Regions from separate parts of the Homo sapiens genome. Here region 2 is linked to region 1. The links are chromatin loops, found by intact Hi-C in ENCODE. Cell type or tissue: endothelial cell of umbilical vein. All regions are shown on one strand. Links, peaks and the distances in the headings refer to the core of each region. The heading gives the core; the rest is flanking DNA.

The links. Peaks named below come from ENCODE experiments on the same cell type or tissue, not always from the same donor. Only the 100,000 strongest peaks of a DNase experiment are listed, where the experiment ranks them.
Region 2: it touches region 1 in a loop (5-fold over the local background); 1 of 110 quality-filtered maps calls a loop at or near these places.

What each region holds. Positions count from the first base shown.
Region 1 is chr1:35,407,317-35,422,873 of GRCh38, reverse strand. ZMYM4 (zinc finger MYM-type containing 4) reads right to left here. Exons shown (of 30, transcript NM_005095.3): 26 at 14,715-14,866; 27 at 8,791-8,902; 28 at 7,160-7,408; 29 at 4,302-4,431; 30 at 816-3,404. The coding sequence ends at 3,197. Among named protein-coding and RNA genes, the nearest start is that of ZMYM4-AS1, 49 kb to the right of the region's middle. In endothelial cell of umbilical vein, for the core only: no CTCF peak of the experiment used is centred there; no DNase peak of the experiment used is centred there.
Region 2 is chr1:35,351,653-35,367,209 of GRCh38, reverse strand. It overlaps ZMYM4 (zinc finger MYM-type containing 4), which reads right to left. Exons shown (of 30, transcript NM_005095.3): 3 at 7,764-8,285; 4 at 5,955-6,016; 5 at 5,421-5,591. ZMYM4-AS1 (ZMYM4 antisense RNA 1) reads left to right here and starts at 1,133. Exons shown (of 2, transcript NR_046659.1): 1 at 1,133-1,244; 2 at 8,042-8,388. It also overlaps the pseudogene RPL5P4. RefSeq lists an enhancer at 5,076-5,577. In endothelial cell of umbilical vein, for the core only: no CTCF peak of the experiment used is centred there; no DNase peak of the experiment used is centred there; H3K27ac peaks cover 201 bases.

The DNA of each region.
Region 1 (15,557 bases), core at 5,002-13,001:
ACTTTTGTATTTTTAGTAGAGACAGGGTTTCACCATGTTAGCTAGGATGGTCTCGATCTCCTGACCTCATGATCCTCCTGCCTCGACCTCCCAAAGTGCTGGGATTACAAGTGTGAGCCACCGTGCCTGGCCTGAGGTTAAGTAATTTACCTAAAGTTATACAACCAGTAAGTAGAAACACTAGGCTTCGACGCCTATGATCTCTCCACTACATAGCATTGCCTCTCAATCACTATTCTCTTCAATGATGATAGCACAGTGTAACAGACAAGTGCTAGTCTAGAGGAGTTCAGGGTATGATTGCTTCTTTCCTAAAACTTCAACTCAATACCCTAGGAGACTTCTTTGGAAAATTAAATTCTGAATTCATTAATAGAAATTCATTTTACATTAGATCTTTTGGGAAAACCTGTTTTATAAATTTAGGATTGCCACAAGGCAGGTAGGTAGAAAGTCGATACGGAATTTGAAAGTACAGCTGCATAATACCAAGACAACTCTGAAGTCGAAGGAAAATGCTATTTAGTCTTACATTCCTGTTTTAAACATGTATTTATACTTAAGAATGAACATATCCTTTATTCTAGTCTTACAATTTCATTAAAGTTGAACTGATGTAGGCTTTGTAAATCTCAAAAAAGTTTGCCTGAAATGATATGTATAAATGATCTCTGATATTTCTACCTGTTGGGACTTTGAATATAGTCAGTAAATTAGCTAAAAATGGGAACAAGTCTTTTGATGGAAAAAAGGAAATAAAAGAACTTGCAATGAAAAAATATGTTGACTGGACTACATAAAAAAAATTTCTTTCTCGGAAACTGCTCTCTTTCTTTGTAATTTTACTAATTGCTGGGTCATACCAATAAGGTCAATCAGAAAAAGAGATTTCAAATTCTTTTAAGACGTAAAGAAGAAGAACTCACCCATCAAATACAAATATACTATTTTATTCTAAGGGAATATTTCTGTGGTTTCTGTAAGGGGAAAACCTAAAAGTGGTTAAAAACTGAAAAAGAACAAAAAGGATGATTTAGATGTTTTTGTTTGATGTTTTTTTCTCCCCTGGAAAAAAAATGTAATTTTACACAATTTTCATAAAATTAAAAAAGCAATAATCAGACGCACACATCAACAGCTACACTTATGAGGAATGACCAATAATTAATCAATATTTTCTCTTATGAATAAATTTAGGGTTCTGGGCAACTCTGTGGACTAACATGCAAATGAAATCCTGATACAGTCATTTATCTGGGTATTGGGTGTTCTCAGTAAAAGATACAGATTTTTTTTTCTGGTATTTCATAACAATTTATCTACTATGCTAACAATATTTGTTTTTTCATACAACTACAGAAGGGGAAAATGTTAGTGTTTATACAAACCATAAAATTCGTATAGTGGGGACTATTACACTTGCTATTTCTGGATAGTTTATTGGCAGACTTATCAGACAATCCAATTATTTGTCCTCCATATCGAACAAGGTATGGAGTAAGAAGTTTTCCAGTCAGAAATGACAAACACAGATGGAATTAATCATACAGAATCGGGGTGGATTTACTTCTTTCATACAGTTCTTGGTAACAAAAATGAGATTTGTTACAGGCAGAGGGACAGAACCACCAAGTACACAATGTCAGAAGGCCTACTTTTTTCATTTTAGTTTTACTTAAATGCCTTTTATTTGTTAAAAAAGAAATACACCTGCCACCCCCACCTAAAAAATGAGATACCCTGAAAAGTCTTTCAAGATTAAAATTTCTAAGAGGCTTTTTGACATCTCTCAGTTTTATCATAGCGTCAAATTAACCTTAGCTGAAGAAGTTCTGCAATTGGCAAACGTCATAAAAGCTTTGATTCCAAATTTTGTGGGGAAGAAACTGAGAATGGAGATGAGGGAGATGGACTGATATGCCACACACACCTATGACTTGCAATCCTCATAGAACTACTGAAACAGCTAGAGTTTGGAATAATGCTCTAAGACCTGCTTATGGATATGCAAGACAATGTCTTTGTATCCTCACCCCAGAATCCCTATTTTCAAGTTTCAAGGGCAACAAGGTCATCTTCCAAATGCTTTATATAGGAACCTAACTAGGACCTTTTCTATCATAATTCAGATAGCTAAGTAATACTGTATCTTTGTGGAATCACTCACAGGTTTGCCAGAGTAAGAAAAGAGACTATCCTTTTTGAAATGACAAGGGCCTCCAGAAACTGGTGCAAAAGACAAAATAAGAGGAACTGTTTGGGAAATAGGAAGGTAAAACAACGGGAGAAAAGCTGCCATTGGGGAAAAAAAATGAAAATAAAAGGAGAACCCCCATTTCTCTGTACCACAGCTCAGGCTGTGAGACAGCTGCAATAAGGGCCCACACCCAGAGAAGGGGCATTTTAGTGGGTTTCTACAAACATTTCAAGACACTTGGGGTCTGATAGGCTCCACAGATTTTCTGTGTGCATAATTAGTTTGTGGAATATCATCCCCTTTACCTTAGTTTACCCACATCCAGACCCACCGCTGAGAAGGCTTGATCCAGAAAATGAAAGGGACACATTACTGTTAACAGCAGTGAAGGTCATTTTCCCTGATGTGAGGGGCCCATGGCAAAAGCTTCTGTCCTTCACATGATTGGCTTGGCAGTGAAAATCAAAATCAATCAAGACCACTTCACTATCTTTTTTAAAAAGTTGAGTATTTTTATTGGGTCTTCAAATCTGGGTCCCACAGTCCTCATTTGATGTCACTCTTAGCTCTGTACTGATCTCTCCTCTGACTTTTACGGAGGGCTTGCCAAAGTAGCCTATTGCAGCCAAAGTTTCACTCCAAAGCTACCTCTCTAAGGTCTAAGGTTACTATGGTAAAGTTTTATACAACAGTTTTCCTTAAAAATATTCCACGATTTGTTACTCCCAAACAAAATAAGATTATGCACCACTCGGAGAAATTAGTCATTCTGAAGATGTCTAAGAACTATATCACTGCCAAAGAACATTTCTCAGTTCATATTCTTTCCTTCAATTTTCATTTGCACATCCACACTGTGGGGTTCACAAGTCATCTGTTTTCCATGATCTTATGGTCAAGTCAAGAGGACTTAGACTTATACATCATTTTCCAACAGCTGGATGCATTCACAGTTTGGTGCATACCAATATGTATGAAAATAAGAACCTCACTTCCGTTTTAATCTGATAATTCAACATCAGAGTCTTCAGATTTGGCTTTGGCAAGTTCTTCATGTACCTCCCTCACCATGAGAATACGTGTTAACATGGTGTCCAGGGTTCCAGGGTCTATCGGGAATGTGGAGTACCACATGGGGCTATTCGGGACACAGGAGCGCTCAGGTTGAAGGTAAAACACATCATTCCTTTGCTTCACACTTTCAGAACTATCCACAGGGGAAAAAAAAAAAGAGAAAAAAGAAAATTAGAAATCAGAGAGTATAGGAAATATGTACTATTCTTAAGTAAACTGAGGTTTTTGCCATTAAAAGTAATTAAAAGTAAGGGCAAAAACTGCAATTATTTTTGCACCAACCTAATATGGCTCTCAACCTTTCTCCACTGTGACTCACAATGGGGAAAGCAAGGTACCCACAGAGATAAATAGTTTACAGGAATATTTCCTCCCAGGAATCAACTGAAATCACAATGGATTGGAAGTGAGTATAAAGTTAATATAAGACAAAGTGTAAATCATAAACTTTAGTACTTCAAACATTATTAAGAGCAACAAAAAAGTCAACTCACATGTGACACTATGGCCAAGCACCACATATTGGAAGTGCCCAATATCCTGGAATGAACTCCAAGGGCACTCAATACACATTATCAAAGGGCAAATGAAGCTATTACATTTCTTTCAGAAAAAAAAGTGTTACAACTCTAAAATCATAAAGTTCCTCTAAGAAAAGGACTACTTAGAAAATTTCAATTCCTTAAAAATTGTTTTTCTATTATAGCTTTAGCAAAACAAAATTTCTTTTCTATACAAATAACAAAATAACTACAGATTAGGTATCACATAAAGGTTGTACAACAGTTGTAAAGATCAAACAATAGCAGTGATTCTTGCTTTTGAAGACATTTTCATAAAATAATTATGAAGACAAGGTAATTTGTTTTGTGGTTCAAAATCCACATAGATATGACAATGGGGAAAAAATTCATGGTAAATCCTTGTCTAAAGCCACGGGCAAGCTACTTTTCTGATGTTCAAGCATCTGAAATCCAAAATATGTTAACTGCCTTCTGAGTGCACTACATTCAGTTCAGAGAAAGATTACCATTTTGACAGGTAAAACTCATAAAGTCGGACTGGGCATCTTAGTGGATTGTCAGTATTCTCTGCCATCTCCACCCCCACTGGAACCTCATCATCTTCATTTCGTTTCCTCTTGCCAACAGTCAGTTTATCTTGAGACAGGAAATAATAATCAAAGGATTATATTAGAAAAGTCTATTCTTTGAGTCTCAAGACACCAATGAGCTTTGCTTCGCAGCCAGAACTTTGTCATTTCCTCCCTTTCACTCACTCACACTCATTCAACAAATACTGAGTGCCTATGAAGGTGCCAGACATTATTTTAAGTGCTGGATTCTATGGCATTAAACAAAGTCCCTATCCCATGAATTTTATGCTCCCCTGCTCACCAAAGTGGGGGCACCATGACAAAAAGTATGGCACTGGCACTGGAAAACGTCTCTATTCTGAGCCTGACTTTATTAATAAACTTCATTAGGCACAGGGTTCCTGAGACATATCAAGATAAAGCAGAAAGAAGGGTTCCACATGTTTTTCTCCTACAGTAGAGATCAAGACAGAAGTTGCCATCTCTTTTTTTTTTTTTGAGACGGAACTTTGCTCTTCTTGCCCAGGACGGAGTGCAACGGCGAAATCTCCGCTCACTGCAGCCTCCACCCAGGTTCAAGGATTCTCCTGCCTCAGCCTCCCAAGTAGCTGGGATTACAGGCGCCTGCCACCATGCCCAGCTAATTTTTTTGTATTTTTAGTAGAGACAGGTTTTCACCATGTTGGCCAGTCTGGTCTCGAACTCCTGACCTCAGGTGATCAGCCCACCTCGGCCTCCCAAAGTGCTGGGATTACAGGCATGAACCACCGTGCCCGGTCGCCATCTCTCTTTTAAGAGACAGGGTCTCACTCTGTTGCCCAGCCTGGAGCATGATGGTGTGATCACAGCAGCCTTGAATCTCCGCAGCCTTGAACTCCTGGGTTCAAGTGATCCTCTTGCCACAGCCTTTGGAGTAGCTGGGACTACAGGTACAAGCCACTGAACTCAGCAGAAGCTGTCATCTCTATGAGAATATTTCTACTGTGGGGCACTAGTACTGGGCATCTGCTCAAGTTTATTTGTTCGAATATTGTGAGAAATGGCATCTTTGTTGGGAAGAGAAATTATCAGCAGAGTTACTATTTGGTAAGAAAAGAACAAACCATTTTTCCCCAACAGTATTTTGCAGAGGCCAAGCATTATATAAGGAAGTCAGGGTGAAGATACGGAAAGTGGGCTATTTCTTTCCCACTTTTTCCATTCACTCCTCAAGAGAACACTAGATGGACCTAAGGAAAAAAGGTTTTCTTTCTTTTTTTTTTTTTTTTGGGAGACAGGGTCTCACTCTGTTGCCCAGGCTAGAGTGCAGTGACTCCATCACAGCTCACTACAGCCTCAAACTCCTGGGGTCAAGCAATCCTCCCGCATGAGCCTCCCAAAATATTGGGATTACAAGCATGAGCCATTGCACTCAGCCTATATCTGCTCTTAACAACCGGTATAGGACTTTCCCCAGCTTCCTGCATTATTACTTTAACAAAACTCACCCATTTTCCATTTAGCAGCTAGCTAAATAGAAAGACTTTGCTAGTTACTCACTTAGAAAGCAAGCTGAATTCACTACTAATCATGTCAAGCACCCAATCAGCAAACAGGGAAACATTATCCACCTGCCTTTCCCTCCCCCAGTTAATACCAACTGAGGCCAGGCATGGTGGCTCACGCCTGTAATCCCAGCACTTTGAGAGGCCGAGGCGGGTGGATCACCTGAGGTCAGGAGTTCGAGACCAGCTTGCCCAATATGGTGAAACCCCGTCTCTATTAAAAATACAAAAATTAGCCAGGCGTGGTAGCACATGCCTGTAGTCCCAGCTACTTGGGAGGCTGAGGCAGGAGAATTGCTTGAACCTGGGAGGCGAAGTCTGCAGTGAGCTGAGATCACACCACTGCACTCCAACCTGGGTGACAGAGTGAGACTTCATCTCAAAATAAATAAATAAATAAATAAAAATCAATTGAGAGCACAAAGTGGGTTACATATATATAAAACTAAGCAAACAGGACACAGACATTAGGTGAAAAAGATAATCTTAGTAAATGAACAATTCAGAAAAAAGTTTATACAAAGTTGAACATCACAAATACAGATTTTAGTTTCAGTGATTTAAATTCTCACATTCAAAAAATGTATTTCACTCTCAGAAACTGATTTTGGGAAGTTCAGGACTTATGATTCTATTCAAAAAATAATAAATTTAATTTCTAATCCTATAATACCAAGATTAAGTTTCTGAACATTAAAAACAAACTTATTTAATAGGCTGTTTTTGAAATGCAAGACAATAAACCTTCTAATAAAATTGTCACTGCTATTATTCTATTGTGTACAAAAGCAGTATATTGTAGGTCAGCTTTTAAGTTCCTTCAGAATTTCACAATGTTAACTAAAAAGAGGGGCTCTGGTCAAAAAAAGATTTAGAAACAATGGACTAAAAGTTCTGCAGGTTTCGTTTAACTAGTGATTGACTCATCTGGGGCTAGTAAATTAGTGATTCTCAACCCTGTTTGTATTTTTTAATTTCCTGAGAAGTTTTAAAATGCAGGCTATTTGAGCTCTGCCCAATTAAATCAAAATTTCTAATTTAAAAGCCAATGAAAGTATATTGAAGCACGTGATTCCTCTCACTTTGAGGCCAGCCTTTGACCACTCTCTGACAATAGAGAAAAATATTCAAATGTTAAAGGTACACTCTTTCACGTCTAGCATTTATAATTACCTTTCTGCAGTAACTCTCTATTTTAGTACTACTACTAAGACTTCAAAGAGAAATCTGACAAACAGTATCCCGTACCTGGTTCTGACTCCTGCTTCTGTAAAGGTGGGAAGAACCTCAGATATGTCATCTTGGTACTGTACTTCAGAGTCCTGGTCCGTCTCATCACATGGGCAAAGGAAAGCTTCAAGTGCTCAGTAACATTCTTTAGTTGGAAGTATTTGGTATTGAAGAAAAGGAGGGTGTTTAAAAGGACGATTGGTGAGTAAGCGCCCAGCTGTTTGCACTCCCACAAATGCTCTTCCTCAATGCGAGAGAACATGTAACCTAGACAGAAGAAGGGGTACAAGAAACAGTACTGAGCTCCTGCTAAAGTAGACTAAGTAATCTCTCAAATTCTAAGACAGGGAGATATAAAGAGAAAAACTGACTATTCCTCTTTCCCCTCTTCCTTATGCAGAAAACCAGAAAACGCACCACAAAGAAAAAGGCAGATGATTCCACTCAAGTAGACACCGTTCGTGGAGTCTCCTGAAACCGTTTTAATCTATTGATATTTTAGATTAGGGGTTAAGCTGTCTTTATAAAGGGCCAGAAAGTAAATATTTTGGGATGTGTAGGCCATATAGGCTCTGAACAACGCTGTTGCTGTAGAAACTAAGGAGCTGTAGAGAACACATAAACAGGCAGAGCTATATGCCAGTAAAATTTATTTATAGTCATATAATTTTCTTTTCTTTTTTTTGAGACAGGGTCTTACTCTGTCACCCAGGCTGGAGTGCAGTGGCACGATCAGGGCTCACTGCAGCCTCAAACTCCTGGGCTCAGGTGCTTCTCCCACCTCATCCTCCTGAGTAGCTGGGACTACAAGGCACCACCACCATGCCCAGCTAATTTTTTTTATTTTTTGTAGAGACAGAGTTTCACCTTGTTGCCCAGGCTGATCTTGAACTCCTGGGCTCAAGTGATCCTCCTGCCTCAGCCTTCCAAAGTCACACCTGGGACCACAGGTGTGAGCCACCACACCCAGCCATGAATTTAATATAATTTTCACATGATGAAATAGGAATTCTTAAAAAAATTTCCCCAACTATTTAAAAATGTAAAAACAATTTTTAGCTCATAGATTGCAAAACAGGGAGCAGGCCAGATTTGGCCCATGGACCATAGTTTGCAAACTCCTGTTGGAGATCATTAAGCTTACTGTTAAAGGTGCTCTGCAGCCCAACAGAAAGGTGCATATATTACTAAGCATAACATTGAACCTCTTCATTCACCTCAGCCTGAGACCTGGAGTGAATTATGGACTTGTCTGATGACATCTGGTCAAAGATAATTCAAGGACGAGGACTTAACTCTCTTAACAACAGTTCAGTATACATACAAACTACCAAAAAAGGTCCACTGTTAGCAGATATGATATGTGAAAGCTACACCAATGCTACCAGATCAAAAATGGTTTCTAAAAAGGTAAATGTAACTTCAAATTAGTTTATATTTTCTGCAATCAGTATCTATACATGTGCTATATGACTTGTACAGTTTTCCTAAAACAATCAACAATAAACCAAAGACCGTCTCCTCAGAAGTCCAAATATGGTATAAATCTGGACAGAAATAAAAATGAACAATTTTTTTAAAGATAACCAAAAAAGTTAAGCAATTTAAGAAAGCATATCATGAAAACAATAAAAAAAAAATCACCCTACCATTAGGAAGTATTGTAGGTTCCCATATTTTCAAGAGTTTGGTAAGTTCAATCATAAATCTGGAATAGGGCTCAGTAAAAATGTTATCTATTCTACCATTTTCAAACAGGTACTACAAGAAAAAAAAAAGAAAATATACATGTTGATAAAAAGAAAACATGAGTTCTTAAAAAATTATTGTAAGAAATACAGTTTACCCTTAATTTTTGCCCTTACAATATTATAAACCATGTTTAACCTCTCAGTACCTTAGAGATAGTTGTTAAAACACTAGAATTCAAGCTAAAGCTCCTGTTCTTATTAACACATTATCTTCAGCACTGACCTTGCAAGGTAAAGTTTTTGTACTTCGTTTTCAAACACGGATGGTACAGAAGAAGTATTATGAAGAACCCTTTACTTAGTTCCTAAAACTGACATACTAAAACTTGGTTCCAATGCACACGTTCCAAATCATGTTTTTCCTGATTCATAATGTGTATCTGCAGATGTGCTCTTTTGTTTTTTACCCTAGATACAAGATCATTTCTTGCAATCACACAGTTAGCTAATGTCAGTTGACCTGAGGAAACCCAAATTTAAAAACTATTTATTTGGAGCCTTCTAACTACAGCTCTCAACTCTGCCCCACAACCTAGCCCTCAAAAAAGTTCAAGTCTAATTATAGGACATTGAACTATGTTAATTATAACCATTAACAACCATATCATAGGCTAGAACAAAAAGAATACCTATAGTTTAAAAATGTATTGAGCCAGGAATGGTAATCCCAGTGCTTTGGGAGGCCAAGGTGAGAGGATCACTTGAGGTCAATAGTGCAAGACTAACCTGGGCAACACAGTGAGACCCATCTCTACAAAAAATTTAAAAACAAATAGCCAGGGGTGGTGGTGCATGCCTGTAGTCCTAACTGCTTGGGAGTCTGAGGCAGGAGGGTTGTTTGAACCTGGGAGTTTGAGACTGCAGCAAGCTATGATCATATCACTGCACTTCAGCCTGGGTAACAGAGCAAGACCCTGTCTCTTTTAAAAAGTACTGACGGCGCAGGTCAGATAAAATCAATTGAGACAGGGACACACCATGAGTAGTAACGGAATCCAAGGCAGCATGTAATTACGTGATAAAAGTATTTTGGTGTTTTTAAGGTTTAGTATTTTTAATTTATATTTCTGTGGCTATCTTGGTTTCTTGCATTTCTATGTATGATTTGGAGAAAATTATTTCCATTTAAATTTATTCTGGCTAACAAAAATTACCACTTCAATAGGCATTTTTATGAGGCCTCCTCAAAGGCAATTTATGAACTTATTGGCAGATTACAGTTTGTTGTTCAACAGTATTCCTCTTTTTCTTCTTTTAATATAGTCACTTTCAAGCTTAAAAATATATCTTCGTTATTGAAAAAGTTCAAAATAAAGAAAAAGTAGACTATTCAAACTCATTCAAACTCATCACACAAAGTCAACTACTATTCATATGCAAAAATATTTCCAATCTTTAAGAAATTCCATTATGCAGAAGTGAGTTTTGTACAGTTACAGAAATATATCAGTACATATAACGCAACATACATGTTTAAAAAAAGTCTCTTCCCCCTTAACCAGGAACAAGACAAGAATGCCTATCCTTGCCATTCTTCGTCAACACTGTACCGCGAATCCTAGCAGAGCAGCCAGGCAAGAAAAATAAATATAACGCATTCAAATAGGAAAGGAAGAAGTAAAATTATCTCTAGTTGCAGGTGACAGAATCCTATATATAGAAAATCTTAGAGAATACACAGAAAAATGAATTATTAGAGCTAATAAGTGAATCCAGCCAAGTTGCAGCATATAAGCAATACACAAAAATCAGCTGTATTTCAAGCTAGCAATGAACAATCCAAACAGGAAATTAAGAAAGTCCCGCCAGGTGCGGTGGCTCATGCCTGTAATCCCAGCACTTTGGGAGGCTAAGGCGGGCGGATCACAAGGTCAGGAGATCGAGACCACGGTGAAACCCTGTCTCTACTAAAAATACAAAAAAAAAAAAAATTAGCTGGGCGCGGTGGCGGGCGCCTGTAGTCCCAGCTACTTCGGAGGCTGAGGCAGGAGAATGGCGTTGAACCCAGGAGGCGGAGCTTGCAGTGAGCTGAGATTGTGCCACTGCACTCCAGCCTGGGCGACAGAGTGAGACTCCGTCTCAAAAAAACAAACAAACAAACAAAAGTCCCATGTTTACCAAAGCATCAAAAAGAATAAAATACTTGAGAAGAAATGTAACCAAAATGTTGTAAGACTTACACACTTAAAACCACAAAAAACTGCTGAAAGCAAAAATTAAAGAACAACTAAATAAACAGAAAGACATCCTGTAGTCACAGATCAGAAGATTTAATGATGTTAAAATGGCAATATTCTCCAAATCAATTTATAGATTCACTGCAATCATATCAAAATCCAATGACCTTTTTCTGCAGAAATGGAAAAACCCATTCTAAAATTGACATAGAATTTCAAAGGACCTTGAAGAGCCCAAAGAATTTTGAGGAACCACATTTCCTGATTTCAAAACTTAATACAAAGCTATAATGTAAGTTGCAAAACTGTGTACTGCCCTAAAAATAGCCATCTATAGAAAAATGGATTAGGGCCGGGCACAGTGGCTCACGCCTGTAATCCCAGCACTTTGGGAGGCCGAGGCAGGCGGATCACAAGGTCATGAGATCGAGACCATCCTGGCTAACACAGTGAAACCCTATCTCTACTAAAAATACAAAAAAAATTAGCCGGGCATAGTGGCGGGCGCCTGTAATCCCAGCTACTCGGGAGGCTGAGGCAGGAGAATGGCGTGAACCCGGGAGGCGGAGCTTGCAGTGAGCCAAGATCAAGACTCCATCTCAAAAAAAAAAAAAAAAGAAAAAAGAAAAATGGATTATAACTGAGAGTCCAAATTAAACCCATCTATATTTGGTCAAAAGATTTTCTACAATGGTATCAAGCCCATACAATGGGTAAAGAACAGTCTCTTCAACAAATGGTGCTGAGAGAACTGGATAACCACATACAAAAGAATGAAGGTAGACCTAGCTCATACCAGATACAAAAATTAACTCAAAATAAATGAACGACCTAAATATAAGAGCTAAAATCATAAAACTCTCTGAAGAAAAGAGGATTAAATCTTCATGCCCTTGAATGTGGCAGTAGATTCCTAGATATAACACCAGGAGCACAGGCAATAAAAAGAAAAGAGAAAGGAAAAGAAAAGGAAGAACAAAAAAGAAACTGAACTTCATTAAAATAAAAAAAATTTGGCCGGGCACAGTGGCTCATGCCAGTAAAGCCAGCACATTGGGAGGCCGAGGTGGGCGGATCACGAGGTGGGAGATCCAAACCATCCTGGCTAATACTGTGAAACCCCGTCTCTACTGGAAAAAAAAAAAAAAATGAGCCAGGTGTGGTGGCAGGCGCCTGTAGTCCCAGCTACTCGGGAGGCTGACGCAGGAAAATGGCGTGAACCTGGGATGCGCAGCTTGCAGTGAGCCCAGATGGTGTCACTGCACTCCAGCCTGGGCGACAGAGCGAGACTCCATCTCAAAATAAATAAATAAATTAATTAATAAACAGATAAATAAATAAATAAATATATATTTGTCATTCAAAGTACACTACACCAAGAGAGTGAAAAGAAAATCCAGAGAATGGGAGAAGATATTTGCAAATCACATATCTGATAAAAGTTTAATATCTAGAATATATATAGTTTCTACAACACAATGACAAAAAGACAATTCAATTAAAAATTAGGCAAAGGACTTGATATAGTTTAGATACTTGTGCCTTCCAAACCTCGTGGAGATTTGATCCTTAATGTTGGCAGTGGGGCCCTGATCTCTCATGACTGGCTTGATGCTATTCTCCTAGTAATGAAGTTCTCCCTCTATTAGTTACTGAGAGATCTGATTGTTAAAAAGAGCCTGGTACTTCGTCCTCACTCTCTTGCCATGAGACGCCTGCTCCCCCTTCACCTTCTGCCATGATCATATGATGCCGTGATTGGAAGCTTCCTGAAGCGCTCACCAGAAGCAGATGCTGGAGCCATGTTTCTTGTACTGCAGAACCATAAGCCATGATTCTGCATGAGAATTTTTTTTTTTTTTTTTGAGACAGAGTCTTGTTCTGTCACCCAGGCTGAAGTGCAGGGGCGCGATCTTGGCTCACTGCAAACTCTGCCTCCTGGGTTCAAGCGATTCTCCTGCCTTAGCCTTCCGAGTAGCTGGGACTACAGGCATGTGCCACCACGCCCAGCTAATTTTTGTATTCTTAGTAGAGACAGGGTTTCACCATGTTGGCCAGGCTGGTCTCGAACTCCTGACCTCGTGATCTGCCTGCCTCGGCCTCCCAAAGTGCTGGGATTACAGGTGTGAGCCACCGCACCCAGCCAAGAATTTCTTTATAAATTACCCAGCCTCAGGTACTCCCCTATGGCAATACAGACTAAGACAGGACTTAAATAGACATTTCTCCAAAGAAGGTATACACATGGTCAAAAAGTACACAAAAAGATTCCCAATGTCATTAGGAAAATGCAAATTAAAAACACAATGAGATATCATTTCATACCCACCAGGATGGTTGTTTAAAAAAAAAAAAGACAGAAATTAACAAATGTTAGCAAGAATGTGGAGATACTGGAATCTTCATACACTGCTGTTGGAAATGTAAAATGGTGCTGCCACTTTGGAAAACAGTTCAGTAGTTCCTCAACAACTCAGTCATAGTTACAAGACTCAGCAATTCCACTCCTAAGCATATATGGCAAAAGAATTGAAAATAGGTGTTCAAACAAAAACCTGTACATGAATGTTCACAGCAGCGTATTCACAATCACCAAAAGGCAGAACCTCAAATGTCCATCAGTGGATGAATGGATAAACAACATGTGGTATATCCATATGATAGAATATTATTCAGCCATAAAAAGGAATGCTATATTGATTCATGCTAAAACATGGATAAACCTTGAAAACATAATGCTAAGGGAAAGAAACCAGACACAAAAGGCCACATAGTGTGTGAATCCACTGATACAAAATATCCAGAATAGGCAAGTCCAGAGAGACAGAAAGCAGATTTATGGTTGCCAGGGATGGGTGGAGGGAGTAATGGGGAGTGACTACTAACTGGGTTTGAGGTTTCCCTTTGGAGTCATAAAGCTACAGAATAGACAGTGGTGATGACTGCACATTAAGAATGTACTTATTAGTCCTACTGAATTGCAAACTTTAAAATGGTAAATTTTATGTTATGCATATTTTCCCATAACAATCACACTATATATATAATTCTGCAAGTTACTTTTTTTTTGTTTTTCCTCAGACAGGTTCTCACTCTGCCACCTAGGCTGGAGCTCCAATGGCTTACTGCAGCCTTAAACTCCTGGGCTGAGGTGATCCTCCTGCCTCCGTCTCCTGAGTAGCTGGGAGTGGAGGCATACACCACCATACCTGGCTAATTTTTTATTTTTTGTAGAGATAGTGTCTCCCTATGTTGCCCAGGCTGGTCTTGCATCACTGGCCTCAAGTGATACTCCCATCTCAGCCTCCCAAAGTGCTAGGAATACAGGTGTGAGCCACCACACCTGGCCCTGCAGGTTACTTTTTAAAATATATGCCTCTAAGAATTTCCTAGGTCAATAAATACAGAAGCAAGCCATTCCTTTGTAAATATTTTACAGTATTCCACAGTATGGACATATTATAGTTGACTGATCCACAAAGCTTGATTAACACTTGAGCGGTTTCCAATTTGTTGTTAAAAACAATGTTCCAATGAAAATACCAGTATATATCTGGGTGTGTACATGTGCATGTAATTTCTGTGGGGACATATTCTGGTCAATGGATTTGCTAGGTTGAAGAATCCATATGTTTAACTTGATACCTGTTGAATTCCAAGGCACAAGTATAAGATACTGTCTGGATCATATTTTTCACCATTTGGTCTCCGCACCTCTTGGATAAACTGGCATAAGCCCAAACTCAACTCAGCAAAAGTGCAGGACAGAATGTCTTCCTTCAGCTTGATAGAGCGGACTGTGGAAAGGTAGAAAACATCTGAAACATTAACTTTTAACAAACATAGTAGCATTGATTAACTGAATAAACATTGAACACTACTGTGCTCCAGGCACTGCGGTGCAGACTAGTGGGTATATGGATTAAAGACAGATTCTGATCTCAAGTCTACTTCAGTTAGGGAAATAAAGACCAGTGCATATGGTGCAATACGTGCTATGATAGAGGCTTTCTTTAAATGGCATTCTGTGAAAGCAAATGAGGGCTATCCAACAGGGAAGAGTCAGGTTAGATTCTGGGAAACGTGATACTGGAGCTAGACCTTAAAAGGTGAGGAAGAGTTAAACAGGTAGATAGGTAAAGAATTCCAATCTGAGGATACACAAAAAGGCTTCCCAAAGTAGAGTCCACAAAATACTAGTCTTATGTGAGAGCTGGAGAACACTGGGTTTCTAAGATTTGATATTCAGAAAACACAAGATACTATATTTGTCTCTGAAGAATTCACAGTGCTTAATGGTACATTAAAGGCTCTGAGCATATTTGCAAAAAAGAAAGCTATTCAACTTTTTCTTTTCTTTCTTTTTTTTTTTTTTTGAGATGGAATTTCGCTTTTATTGCCCAGGCTGGGGTGCAATGGCACAATCTCGGCTCACTGCAACCTCCGCCGGGTTCAAGTGATTCTCCTATCTCAGCCTCCTGAGTAGCT
Region 2 (15,557 bases), core at 3,038-11,037, 54 kb after region 1:
TATGATGTTCAACCATTTAACAGCATTTGCCACATTCAACCTCTCCATCCATTTTTTAGAATATATGTGTAATAAGTGTGTGTATGTGCATGCCTATTATTCTTCTACAAAACTTCATAACCTAACCATTGATATTTTCATCAGAATTGCATCAAATCTAAATCTCAATTTTTTTTTTTTTTTTTGAGATGGAGTTTCACTCTTATCCCACAAGCTGGGGCACGATGGTGCGATCTTGGCTCACTGCAACCTCCACCTCCCAGGCTCGAGTGATCCTCCTGTCTCAGTCTCCCGAGTAGCTGTGATTACAGGCATGCACCACCACGCCCGGCTAATTTCTGTAATTTTTGTATTTTTTAGTAGAGACAGGGTTTCACCATGTTGGCCAGGCTGGTCTTGAACTCCTGACCTCAAGTGATTCGCCCCCCGCTTGGCCTCCCAAAGTGTTAGGATTACAGGCGTGAGCCACCGCACCTGGCCTTAAATCTTAATTTAAAAATAACTGACATCTACATATTTCTTACATTTAAAAAGATGGTCTCTTCATTATTTCAAGTTGTATTTGATATAAGTACTTTTTAGTTGCTGCTGGGAATAGTGTATCTTTTTCATTATATCATCTAACTGGGAAGTTTATTTATAGAAGTATTGGTATAATTCAACTAGGTACTCCACTAAATTTTCATGAATTCTATTAATTCTTTCATAAATATTCTTAATAGCAAGTGATAATTTTATTTCCCTTTTTCCATTATTTTTTCTTCTAATTTCTTTAACATGGATTGAAGTAAAAATCCAACAAGAGTTAAATAATAACGATGACATCCGCAACTTGTATTCTTTTAGTAATATTAACAGAAGATTTCCATCATTTTACTTCAACTTCAATAACTGTTACTGATCTGAAGTAGTAGTTCCTTACTATGATCAAGAAAAAATCTATTCTAAGAAATGTCTGAATTACATGAGATGTCTTTTGGCATCTAATAAAGTGACTATTACAGATACCCTTATTTGACCTGCTGATGAAATATATGTATTAAAAGATTTTCTAACATCGACTAATCATGACATTCCTTCATTATATAGTGTATTAAAGAAAATTTCCTTAAATATTTTTATTTTAATCTCAGAAAACTCCAGAAACAACCAATACTCATTGGCATACATTAACGGTCTGCAGTCAGCTCTCTTAGTCTCTGTGATGGCTATTGCAAACTTCTGCTGGATTCCTTTAGCCTTGAGTACGTATTATTTATGTAATATAGTAAAATAGTATACATCTTAAGTACTGTTTGTATGGTCCACAATGCCTTCAAGGCACAATCATGTTTGGTTTATGTTTGGATCCTCCCATGATCACTAATTTTACAAGTATTTGATAAACAAATCAATGAGTAGCCAAATACTAATAAATATTTTCTGAGAAGTAAATATCTAATTGGTAACCCAAAAGCTTTCAGAAGCAGAAAAACACATGCCAAAACACAAAAAAATTCCTTTACCAATACCTTTACCTTCTTAGTTTACTACAAATGAAGATCAATATTAATATCCCATGAAAGTATTTTAGAAATGAATAACACAGTTTCTATTGCCAAATTAACTCAATATGGCTAAAAGAGCCCCAACATTTGAATTACTACATTTTCTTTCCAAAACTGTGTGAATGACTATTATGACAATTAGTTCATTTGCTTTCCCATTTTAATTGAGTTCTTTCAATGAGAGACTACACATTAGCTCGTCCTCTATTATTATGAACAAGAAGAAAAAGAAATCATGACTTTAATGTAGTATTTACTGAATGTACAGTTTTTAGACCCTATGGAAAAGGCAAAAGAGGAAAATGAGGTCTCTGGCTCTCTTTAAAGTATCTATTTTGAAACCTTCCCTTGGTATTTTTAAAATTAAACAACTTTTATTTACAGAAAGATTGGTAGACTAAAAAAAAAAAAAAAAAAAAAAAAGACTTTGATTATGACCCCAGATTGGCTCCTTCCTGGCCATGAGGGCTTGAGTAACTAAATCTCTATATCTCTCAGCTCTCTCACCTATAAATGTTAACATCCTCTACTCTGGCCATCTTATACAGGGTTGTTAGGCGAATTAAGCAACACAGTACGTGTAAAAGCATCTGTAACTGTAAAAATACTACAGAAAACATTATAGAAACATGCAATAGAATTAGAATGAAGAAATGAAACTGTGAGACCCAATGACATTATGCCAGTAATAGAGGCAGGAGGACGGACAATGACTGGCAAATCCAGAATATCATAACTGAAGAAATAACCAAGAGCAAATGGGTAGAGGAAGTTAAATACATACACACACATTTCAGCACCTTGTTTATATAGTAAAGTAAAGAAATTAGGACCAAAATGAATTGTGTAAAAAAGAGAATTAGGAAGTGAGCTAAAAGCAAAACTACCTAAATTAAGCACAAAGAAAAGCCAAAGGAAGTTTTGAAAAGGTGCCATAAACTAAAGCTATGATTTTATTGAACCATGAAAGAAGTTACTGGTAACTGATGGTCAAAAGTAAACACTGACCACAACTGTAAAATCTATCAGTATTTTATGAGAGGCTAATAGTACTTTTTTGAGACTAATAATATAATACACTAGAGTTCTCTTTTCCAGTCCATGGGAAATGAATAAAAGTAATAAATTATGCAATTTTGAAAGGCAATACTCTTCTAAAAGAAGGAGGGAAGGTGGAGACGGGTGTGGAAAAGACAAGAAAAAGAAAAGAAGGAAAGAATCACATATCTAGTTTATAACATGAGAGCTGCTCTGGGGGATTTCTAGAAGAATTATCAAAGGTCTGATCCTATAGGACTGGTATTGCTGACAACAAAAAGGACTCCTCAGGGAAAACCTAGCTCTATCCACTCACATACTACAAGTCCCTTATTGTGGGGTCAGGGTAAAGAATGCTTTTGGATCTTATGCCCAGGACCTACTCACATTACTGCTTAATTCTCAAGTCCAATCAATCAGGGAGTAAGCCTTTGGGGAAGTTCTTCCCATAATCATGATGAAACTTCATATTCATATTCAGTATTTGATAACACATTTTATAATTCTGAATAAGTATATAAAAATTTAAGTGTTTCTATCTGTTCCATCCTATTTATATTCTCCAGCCACTGGAACCTCTGATTGTTCTGAAAACAACAATACTAATAACCTTCTCAGTGTTCTCTACCCCTATTGTATTTGGTTTATGCTCTAAGTGCCTTTTTGTCCCAAGGAAGTGTCACATGGTTCAAGTACAAAAGAAAGAGATGATTTTGGTACCCTGCCAGCATGCCCACATTGGGGCAGGAGAAGAGATACAAGATCTGCCCTTCATATAGACATGGCTGTAGTCTTCTGAAGCATATACTGCCACATGAACTTTCCCCAGGTGTTGGGACATCTATTTATCCCTAATTCAGATATCTAAGATCTCCATTACCTGCTTCTATAAACATGCTTTTATTTACCTTCTATTTAAATAGAACAGAAAAATCTATTTATATTCCTTCTACTTTCTTCTTTGTAGCAAGTATACTCATATCCATCCAACTCCTATAGCTTTATCACTACCCTAACACATCCAACTTCCACTGAACGTCATGGAATTCATGCTAACTGAGCATCAATTTGACTCAGTGACTCACATGAATCACCAACCTCTGCAATCTCCTATTCTTCCATCTGCTTACTCTAATACAATGGTTCTCAATAGATCATTTTTTGTTAAAATTGGCAAGGGAGGAGGCTGCTACTGGCATGTAGTAGGTAGAGGCCACAAATGCTTACTAAATGTCCTGCAATGCACAGGACATTTCTTCACAACAAAGAATTATCTGGTCCAAAATGTCAATGCTGTGGAGTTTGAGAAATCCTGTCCAAAAACATCTAAATGAAAAATGCACTTGACCAGGCACGGTGGCTCACGTCTGTAAACCCAACACTTTGGAAGGCCATAGCAGGAGGATCGCTTGAGCACAGAAGTTAGAGACAAGCTTGTGCAACTTACTTTACCAAAAAAAAAGTCTCACTCTGTCATCCAAGCCGGAGGGCAGTGGCACAATCTCAGTTCACTGCAACCTCCACCTCCTGGTTCAAGTGATTCTCCTCCCTCAGCCTCCGAAGTAGCTGGAATTACAGGCACCCGCCACCATGCCTGGCTAATTTTTTGTATTTTTAGTAGAGATGGGATTTCACCAGGTTGGCCAGGGTGGTCTGGAACTCCTGACCTCAAGTGATCTGCTGGCTTCAGCCTGCCAAGTGCTGGGATGACAGGCGTGAGCCATCACGTCTGGCCCCTCTACAAATCTTTTTTTAATTCGCCAGTGTGGTGGTACACGCCTGTGGTCCCAGCTACTCAAGAGGCTGAGCTGGGAGGTTCACTTGAGCCTGGGAGGTTGAGGCTGCAGTGAGCAGTGATTGCACCACTGCATTCCAGCCTGGGCAAGAGAGCAAGACCTTGTCTCAAAAAAAAAAGAGAAAAAACAAAAAGAAAGAAAAGAAAAAGAAAGCACTTCCACAGAAGTCTGACAGTCTCAAACCTTCTAATATAAACAGAAAGATAGGAAAATATAAGCTTCCCCCAGATTAAATGTCATTTCAGAAAAAGAGCCAATTCATACCATCTTTACAAAACACAGATACCCTCAAATAATTGCTGCTATTGCATATTCGTCCCTTGGACCCCTTCTTGCACTTCAAAATGATTGCAGCATCTGATATAACTTTTTTCTTCTATTCCAACAACAGCAACATCATTAACTGCATGGATAGCTTAGCTGACTTCAGGACCTCACAGTTTTAAGATCTCTATGATTTTATCTCCAGAGCAACCTTGAAATAGCAGAGCTCTACCTTCACTCTTATTACTCACAGATCTCAAACTTGGAATCATGTATCATTCATCAAAGCCTCCTTTACCTTCTATCCACTAATCCAATGAACTGGTTCTTCAATCAATTAACCCTTCCAAAGATGATCTGTCCATTAACCCCTCCTGAAAAATATTTAAATCCATATATAGCCTGTACTTCATTAGCATTAACTGCAAAAGGCTTACTATCCTACATAAACTTGATTGCACCACAAACTTATAAACTACCATAAATCTTCAACCATATCTGCTGTATAGTTCTCAAAGCCTTGCGCTAAAATGCATTGCAAAAATCACAGTGGTATTAAGAAACAAAGATGATTAAAAGCCTTAATTACTACTCAGGAAAAGTTTCATATAGCTCGTTAATGCCTTATATGGTAATTCAAATCGCCTCAACCTTCTTTAAGAGTTTCCTTTCACCCTGTCAACAAACTATTTCACTTCTTAAGCACTTCCTCTCTCAAATGAATAATTCAATGTGTGGAACAAAAAGAAGGGGGGAAAAAAGGTGAAATGTTTACTTGAGCATTGTCAGGTTCATCTTTTATTTTGTCTAGTAGTCCCTGCTGTGGTGCCATTGCTTTGTCATACTCATCATCCAAAGGTTCTTCTTTAATTCTAATATTTGATGCAAAGGAATTCCCCAGTTCCGAACCAATGGATTCTTTATTGGCAAATGGGTAGCTGGAATCCTAAAACACAATATAAAGGATTAATAAATATTCAGATTTTAAAATGATTCCTCTTCAGGTTTAACACCCAAAGAAAAGCTCATTGGAAATGAAGAACTCTATGGACATTCATTAGCTTTTGGATCTTATGCCTACGCCTAAAAGTAATTGTGTTATATGTCCAAATACCAAATACAAATAAAGACCCTAAGATTTGAGGCTTTTTAGAATGTCTCCGATGATGACCTTAAACAAATATTAAGCAAATTAAAAAAAAAAAATCAGTGCTCTACCTAATACATTGTTAGAATTTAGAAACTGACATAAAGAAAACTTTGACACTTGTCACAGTTACAGCAATCTACATACACACTGAAAACTTACCCTAAAGTTTGTTTCTGGGGTTTGTGGTAAATGGGTATGTAATGTTTCTTCAACTTGATTAGCTATTGAAAGGAAAAAAAAAACAAACAAACACATGTATATGAATAACAAATCTTACAAAGAGTGACCTAAAAAGCTATCATTTGATAATCACCTCTCTTTTCCAACAAAGATGCTCGTTAGAGTGAACTGGGTCCCAAAAACACCCAAAAGGTATTTTCACTCAAAGTTCTGCACAATCTGGCCCCACCTAGCTTTTAGCCTTACCCTACATTTTTTCCTTGCTCAAACCTAAAAAAAAAAAAAAAAAAATTATTTTTGCTCTGAAAATTGCTTGCATTTGTTCTCCCCCATTTCTACTTATTCTATTCCAAGTCCCCTCTGTCTATCCTAATCTTTATACAGTTTTCCAGACTCAGCTCAGTTAAAAATTCACCTCTCCTCTATAAAACCTTCCCTGTTCACTAAGTTAAAAATCATCTCTCTTCTAAGAATCCCTAAAACACAGTTTCAGTTATTTGAAAGACATCTTTTTGAACTGCCTTATGACAAACTCTTCTACCACTGTCTTTAACTGTAAATTAAATCTTACGCTATTCAGCTGGACATTGGCACTTCTACGGCCTGACTTGTCTTGTCCATTCTACTACTAGACATTATGTTCCTTGAGAAACATGACTCTCATACCCCAAGAAGGGATATTGGAAATATATACTGAATTATAGAGAAAAATATAGTATATCCTTGCACAGACTTGTACATACTCAAAAGCTGTCTTTTTAACAATACTGGTTTGTTCTTTCTACCATACATTTCCTAGCATTGTTAGAAGAAATACAAGGACTGGTATAGAATACTTGCTTTCCTTCACAGCTATTGAACATTTATTGAAGAATTACTATTTTACTACACCAGGTTAGGCCCCAAGAATACAAAGATGAGTAAGATACAATCTGGCCCTCAACTCCTACACTAGTAGGTAAGGTAAAACAAATATAGAACTATAATACTGTGTGATAAGTACTATAAATAATGAGGCATGAAAATGCTGTGGAAATATAGATAAGGAAACCATTCTTGATGTAGAGCAGTTAGAATGATGACAGAGTAGAAGAGGTTTATGAGTTAGGCATTGTTGGATAAGAAGTACTTTCACAAGCAAATATACAGAGAGAAAATGACATGCAGGCAAATGGAATAGCAGGAGGAAAGGAAGGCATAGAAGGAAATATGTGATATATTCAAGAATGTTAACTAAAGCTAAAGTATAGGGTACACTGGGCAAAGAGGCTCAGGAGGAACCTCAAGAAACTTCTAAAACATAAATTAGAAATGTTTGGGTTTTTTTTATTAAAAAAAAACTCCCTTTCAGATAGAGGTGAGAGTTAATAAACAAAAAATTAAATTAAAATTAAAAAAATAAAATAACTCCCTAATTTGGACTAAGTGGTGAGACAGCAGTTTGAATTAGTGCTTACAGCACAAAGAAGTTAAATCCAACTTCAGGTTCCAATGTTCAACCAAAGAAAATGAACAGGTGATTCAAGTATCTTGCCTTTCTCATCAAAACATTGCAACCAGGGGAGGGAGAAATGAGGTTTAGAGCTATTTTCAACCATTTATACCATTACCAAAAGTTACTGGGAGAAATTCAGTCACTCTGCAAAGAACAAGGACAAAAGAAAAATGACAAGCTTACAATGAATTTAACCGTTCATACTTCACTTAACATCAAAAGTAATAAAAGCTATATATTATGATCGGTAATTTTTAATTGTGTTTTATGGTTCTAAGTCCAACAATTATTACCTGCTTTATCAAAAAAACTGCTTTTCAACCTTGAATCCAAATCTTTATGGGGTTTATCCAACCGTTTTTCACGTTCATAAGTTAGGTCTCTATTTTTCTCCTTTCCAGAAAATGTCTCTTTGCTGTTTTCTCTTACTAGACTAAAATCTTTCCGTATTGATTTAAAGACAGAAACCTGATCAAATTGTTTAGGAAAGTCTTTTTTTAACTTATTTTGAATTTGTATTTCATTTTCATTGTCTGATTCATGCTGTGTGACTCTTCTCTCTACTTCCAAGCTATCATCAGTATGAATTGAAGAAACAAGATTGTCCTTTGAACTAAAATCCTGTTCATCCTCATTGTCACTACCAACGACTGGAATTCCTGCAAGATCCCCAGAGTTCAAAAAATAATCATCTTCATCCAGCAATGAATTTTCAGATCCTGTTTGATTCGGCATTCCATAAGACATGCTGTCAAGGGTAGGAGTTAAGTTGTGGTCTATATCTTCAGACATTTCTGTATCCATGATACCACCACCTTAAAAAGTAAAATACTGTTTAGACAAATGATAGTGCTAAAGATGACCACAATGATAAGGTCAGTCTGGTATTTAACCAAATAAATATTTTTTCAAACAAAATACAGATATTACCATAGTATTCATTTAACACTTTGATATAGGTGTGACAGATATAACTATTCCTATCTGACAGTTAAGGAAACAAGGAGCCAAAACTTGAGAAACTACTTTAGGTTAGAAAAGAAAGCTACGTGATATAGAGAAAAGAGCACCAACTTCAGAATCAGACATATCTGTGTTGAAATCAAAGCATGATCCTGAAAATCTATGTAATCCTAAAAAGTAAACTCTCAGAGTCTATCTATACAACAGCATAATACTCACCTTGGAGATAAATTTGTGGTGAGGATTAGTGATAGTATGTACAAAAGACCTACTAACACAATGACTGACAAATAGAAGGGAATATAAAATGGTAATTATAATTATTATGGCGATTATTCAGGGAAAACTGAGATTAGCACTCAGGTCTTTGGTCTGAGTCCCATTTTCTCTGCACTAACACTAATAAACACTGACGGCAGTTAATACTTACACATAAAAATAAATTTTATCCAACCTAGAATAAAAGACTATTTACTGTTTAAAACTACTAATATATACTAATCTCTCCCATTCCAAAACAAAACAAAGCAATGCCCTCATTCATGCCCTAACCCTACAATGCCCTCATTCATCTTCCCTTCACAAACTTGTAGGAAAAAAATTCTACCTAGTTTGCTTCTACTTCATCTCTATCATTAACCCTTTGAGCTTAATACAATCAGCTCCCAACTTTCCACTGGAACTTTTCTCATTAACATCATCAATGATCTCCTAATGGTCAAAGCAAATTGACTTTTTTCAATTCCTAAATGGCATATCCCTCATGGATAAAATTCCTTTGGATTCTTTGGTACTCTTATTTCTTACTTTCCTTAATTGCCTTATAATTTATTTTATACTCTTCTTCTGTTCACATGGCTTCAATGTTAGCTTTTCTGCAAGATTCCTGTTCTCTTTACTTTTACACTCAGACTGAGCTATTTTGTTCACCTCCATAACACTTACCTTTGCTACTGACTTCCTAAGCACTTAAGCTTAGACCTTTCTTATAAGATTTCGGATGTCTATATTCAACTAGCTCCTACACGTTCTCCAACTTAGCATCTCTAAAATCAAAACTCATCATGTTCCCTCCCATTCCAAGCATATGCTTCTTATATTTCCCTCAGATGGTTAACAGATTCACCAAACCAGCAGTTGCTCAAGATTTCCCCCTGGACAAATTCTGTCAACTTTATTACTTATCTCTCTCAAATCCATCTTTTCCACTTAGCACCTAGTTCTAATACTCCACGTCTCCTCCTGGATTCTACAATACCTTCAAAGGTATACTAATTCAGTCCACATGGATACTCAGGAAGCAACCATACCCTTATAAACTCTATGCCTAAACCACATTTAATTGATACATCAGCAAACAAACTGGAACTGATAAAAATAGAGTGAGGCGAAGACTAAAAATATTAGTGGCACTGGCATCCTTGCTCTTATTTGTTCCTGAAGCCCAGTTACATCCTTCATGTGGCTGGTTCTTCAACCCTTCTCTGGATTATGGAATCCAATAAATTCCTTTTGTTAAGTTGATTTGAGTTGGATTATCTGTAATCAGGTCCCAACTGATACAGAACCCAAAGGAAAGCTTTCCTGGACCAGGCACAGTGGCTCACACCTATAATCTTAGCACTTTGGGAGGCTGAGGCCAGAGGATTGTTTGAGGCCAGGAGTTCAAGACCAGCCTGGGCAACATAGCAAAAGCCCATCTCTACAAAAAAAAATTTTGTTTTAATCAGCCAGGTGTAGTGGTACACACATGCAGTCCTAGCTACTCAGGAGGCTGAGGAAGGAGGATCACTTGAACCCAAGAGTTTGAGGCTGCAGCAAGCTATAATTGTGCCACTGCACTCCAGCCTGGGTGATGTGACAGGGCAACCCCCTGTTTCTTTCTTTTTTTTTTCTGAGCTTTGCTCAAGTTGCTCTCTTCCATAATGACATCAGAATTACCTTTCCAAAATATAAATCATTTCACATTACATCCTCCCTTGAGATTCTTCAATAGCTCCCCACTGCTTGAAGTATTCATTCATTCAGTACATATTTATTAGGAAACCACTCTGTGGTAGGTATTGCACTAGGTTCTAGGGATAAAATGATGAAAGAGATAGCTATGACTCTTCCTCCTCACAGAGCTAGAAAAAATAAACAGAAAATTAGAAACAGTATGAGGGTAAATAATGATTTGAGTCCATAATGTCAAAGGGAAGGAGATAAAAGCTTGTTTCTATCATAAGAACGTTTGCTAATAAACGTAGAGGCAATAATATAATTGGAAAAATTGTCTATACTTTCTAAAATAATCAATTGAGACAACAGATAGTAAAACAGATGCTAAAATCTTAGGAGATGTATGCTGAAGAACTTACAGGTGAGCCATCTCAACGTTTCATCATTAGTAGCTGACCACATAGCATGTGCTCTGTAATTTTTCATAAATGAAAAATTAGGTGTTTTATGTAGTCAGAACAATGAGTTCTATAGTGCATGAGAAGTCAATACTAAGAAGTAATATTGTAAGCAACTTTCCATATCACTACATTTACTTATTTATTTAGTTAGTTGGTTCATTTTTTGAGACAGGATCTGGCTCTGTCACCCAGGCTGGCGTGCAGTGGCATGATCTCAGCTTATTACAACCTCCGCCTCCAGGACTCAAGCAATCCTCCTACCTCAGCCTCTCAAGTGGCTGAGATAACAGGCGCATGCCGCCACATCTGGCTAATCTTTGTATTTTTTGTAGAGACCCAGTTTGGTCTTGAACTCCTGAGCTCAAGCAATCCGCCCACCTCAGCCTGCCAAACTGCTGGGATTACAGACATGAGCCACTGCACCCAGCCCCTTATCATTACATTTAAATTCAGGATATAGTATTTGAAGAAAAGGGTAGTCATATGGAAAAATGAGATCCCTAACTCACATCAAAAAATTTTACAGATGTATCTAAGTTTTAGGCATAAAGAAATAAAACAGTAATATTAAATAAACTACGGAAGAATTATTTTAGTAATATTAAAGAAACTATGGAAGAATTATTTTTGAGTCGCAGAGACAAGCCTTTCTAATAATGACCAAAAAAATCCAGAATAAAAGATCAAGTTATAAATAAAAATATAAAAGATCAAATGTGACTTTAAAAATGGCTAGAGATGAGAAAACACAAACCAAATCAAAAAGATAAAAAGATAAACTGATTTAAAAGGTTTTATTTCATATCACAAAGGGTAATTTCCTTAAAAGATAAAGATAGGACCTATAGTTCAGTAAAGATACAGACAAATAACCAAATACACATATAAAAGCAAAGGGCTCAAACAAATATTTCAGAGAGAGCAAAATACTAAGGTTCAACAAGAGAAATGCAAACTAATAAAACGAGATATCACGTTCACACAGCAGGTTGGTAATGACAAAAAGTTTTGATAAAAGTCTTGCAGATGGCTGGGTGCGGTGGCTCACGCCTGTAATCCCAGCACTTTGGGAGGCCAAGGTGGGCGGATCATGAGGTCAGGAGATTGAGACCATCCTGGCTAACACAGTGAAACCCTGTCTCTACTTAAAAAAAAAAAAAAAAAAAAAAAAAAAGAAGCCAGGCGTGGTGACGGGCACCTGTAGTCCCAGCTACTCGGGAGGCTGACGCAGGAGAATGGCGTGAACCTGGAAGGCGAAGCTTGCAGTGAGCCGAGATTGCGCCACTGCACTCCAGCCTGGGCGACAGTTAGACTCTGTCTCAAAAATAAAAAATAAATAAAAATAAAAAATAAAGTCTTGCAGCTATATTATAGGCCAAAATTAGGAAACTATGGCCCAAGACTAAAATATATACAAAGAAAAGTTTTTGAAAGAGACCATATGTAGGCTGCAAAGTCCAAAATATTTACCATCTGGCCCTTAACAGAAAAACATTTGCCAACCCCTGCAGTCAAATACTGCTGGTAGGAATGCAAACTGGTACAAAACTAATAAAGAGCAATTAGGCAATGTTTTTGATACTTTGAATACACAGAACTCTTGACCCAACAATTCAACTTTTTTTTTTTTTTTTTTTTTTTTTTTTTAAAGACAAAGTTTCACTCTGTCGCCCAGGCTCGAATGCAGTGGTGCCATCCTGGCTCACTGCAACCTCTGCCTCCCAGGTTCAAGCGATTCTCCTGCCTCAGCCTCCTGAGTAGCTGGGATTACAGGCACCTGCCACCACACCCGGCTAATTTTTGTATTTTTAGTAGAGACAAGGTTTCACCATGTTGGCCAGGCTGGTCTCAAAACTCCTGACCTCAGGTGATCCACCCGCCTTGGCCTCCCAAAGTGCTGGGATTACAGGCGTTTGACACCACGCCCAGCCCAACAATTCAACTTTTACAAATTCATCCTGCAGATATAATCTCACAAGAGAGTGATGAAAAAGAATATTTATAGCAGAAAAAGACTGAAAACAGCGTATGTGTTCATCAGTGAGGCTAACTTAATTATAGTACATACCTCTAATGGAATATTATATAGCTGTTAAAGAGAATGAGGCAGCTTTATGAATTCCCAAGATCTGTTAAGTGAAAAAAAATTTTTAAATCTTTGAAATGCACTGGAGATTTACAGTTTTCTCAGAGATGTCAATTTCTTTTTTTTCTTTCTTTCTTTTTTTGAGACAGAATCTTGCTGTCACCCAGGCTGGAGTGCAGTGGCATGACCACGGCTCATTGCAGTCTCAGCCTCCTGGGCTCAGGTGATCCTCCCATCTCAGCCTCCCAAATAGCTGAGACCACAGATGTATGTCACCACATCCAGCTAATTTTTTTTTAATTTTTTGTGGAGATGGGAGTTTCACCACATTGCCCAGGCTGGTCTCAAACTCCTGGGCTCAAGCACTCTTCCTGTCTTGGCCTCCCAAAGTTCTGGGACTGCATGAGCCACTGCACCTGGCCTCAGAGATGTCAATTTCTAACAAAGCAACTGATGTGAATTAGCAATTTTGGTACTTACACAATAAATCTGTAGGCTGCATAAAATCTTATGCAATTAAAATGTAAGTACTAGTTACATTACTTAACTGAATCAGAATTCTTCTCATCCTTGTGATCCATATAACCAAATAAAAGAAACAGTTTCTGTTTCTCAGAGCTTATATCAAGAGAACAAAACAGAACACTACGATCTCAGCAGCTGAAACACCTGAAAGCACAAATTTCTCATGGAAGATTTCTGGCTTTTAGACACTGTGAGTATGCTTGGCGTATGTGAGGAAAAGCAAGGATGGTATGGCTGGAATTGCATGTATGAGAGGAAGAGTGATTAAAAAATGAGAAAAGAGAAATAAACAGAATGGATCTATTAGGAAATTGCAAGCAACAGGAAAAAACTGCAATGTATGTAAGTGTAAAAGGAAGTCGTTAGAAGACTCTACAGACAAATTAACATAATTTATGTTTTACAAGGATCATACATTCTACATATAGCTTCTGTGTACTATGAAGTGTTCAATGTTATACGGAGCAGAAGAAGAATGGAAGCAGGAAGATCACTTAGGACCACTTAGGAAGCTACAATAACCCAAGGAAAAACTGGTAGTTAAACCCAAGGTAATAATAATGGTGGATGTGAAGAACAGTAGTCAGATGTGGATATATTTTGAAGGTAGAGGCATTGCCTGATACGTATATGAGATGCGGGGTATGAAAGGAGTCAAGAATAACACAACAGGGTGTCATTTCCTGAGATAGGAACACTAAGGGAGGACCACACTGAAAGAGGGAGAATGAATAATTTGGTTTTGGGATGGTAGATTTTGAAATCCTTCTTAAATCTTCAAATGGAAATATCAAGAAGACAGTTGGATATATTAGCCTGTAGTTAAGAGAAGACTGGCCAAGAAATGAGACATAAATTTGGGACTCATCAATGAAGAGATGGTACTTAAAATTCATGAAACTAGGTAAGATCACCCAGTGAGTTTATTTACTACAGATGGAAGACAGCTGAGAGTCCTGACATACTTCAGTATTTAGAAATCTGGTCAAAATGAAGGAGTCAGAAAAAGACACTAAGAAGGAACAGCTAATAGAGTAGGAGAAAAATGAGGAGACTGGTGTCATAGAAGCTAACGAAGAAAATAGGAGGGAGTGCCTGAACCATAATGAATGCTGCTGAGATGACTGATAAAATGAAGACTGAGAACTTAACTTCTAACTTGAGAACAGCTACATCAGTGGGAAAATGAGTGTACAAGTCAGAGTGGAGTGATCCCAATAGAGATTGAGAGGAGATAACCTGAGAATCCTAGTATAAAATAATTCTTCAGAGGAACTGAAGGAACAGAGATAACTATTCAGAGGCCCTTAATAGAGGTTTTTGTTTTTAGGACTTTGGCTGTGTGTGTGTGTGTGTGTGTGTGTGTGTGTGTGTGTGCGCTAATTTTTAAATTATTAGTAGAGACAAGGTCTTGCTCTGTTGCCCAGTCTGGTTTTTGTTTTTTGGACTTTGGCTGTGTGTGTGTGTGTGTGTGTGTGTGTGTGTGTGTGTGTGCGCGCGCGCGTGCGCGCTAATTTTTAAATTATTAGTAGAGACAAGGTCTTGCTCTGTTGCCCAGTCTGGTCTTGAACTCCTGGACTCAAGCGATCCTCCCACCTCAGCCTCCCAAAATGCTGGAATTATAGGTGCAAGTCACTGTACCCAGCCTATTTACTTGTGGTTTTTTATAAGAATTTTTTTTAAGATTGAGAATATTACAGCTTTGTAGTATGCTTACAAGAAAGCTCTAATAAAGAGCAGTGAGTTCAGGAGGAAAATCTTTGTGTAATAGAGACTGTGATCAGTAAAATGCAAATAGACTTAGATTTTGCACAAGGAGAATAAAGTTATTTTAAGTAATTTAAGAACAATATTTGTTTTATAATGAAAGCAAATTTCATACTTCGAGGTAAAGTCAACCGCCATTCTTTGTCCCTCTTAGTCATTGCTTTAGCAGTATACTGATAATTCTATGCTATATCCAAGAATCATTTCAAGGTATAACCACCAACTAAGGAATTCAACTATCATATAAATAAATATTGTGAAATATTCTAACATATTCCTCCTGCACATTTTTGTTTTTTGTTTTTTTGATTTCTGTTTTTTGTTGTTGTTGTTGCTATCCATCA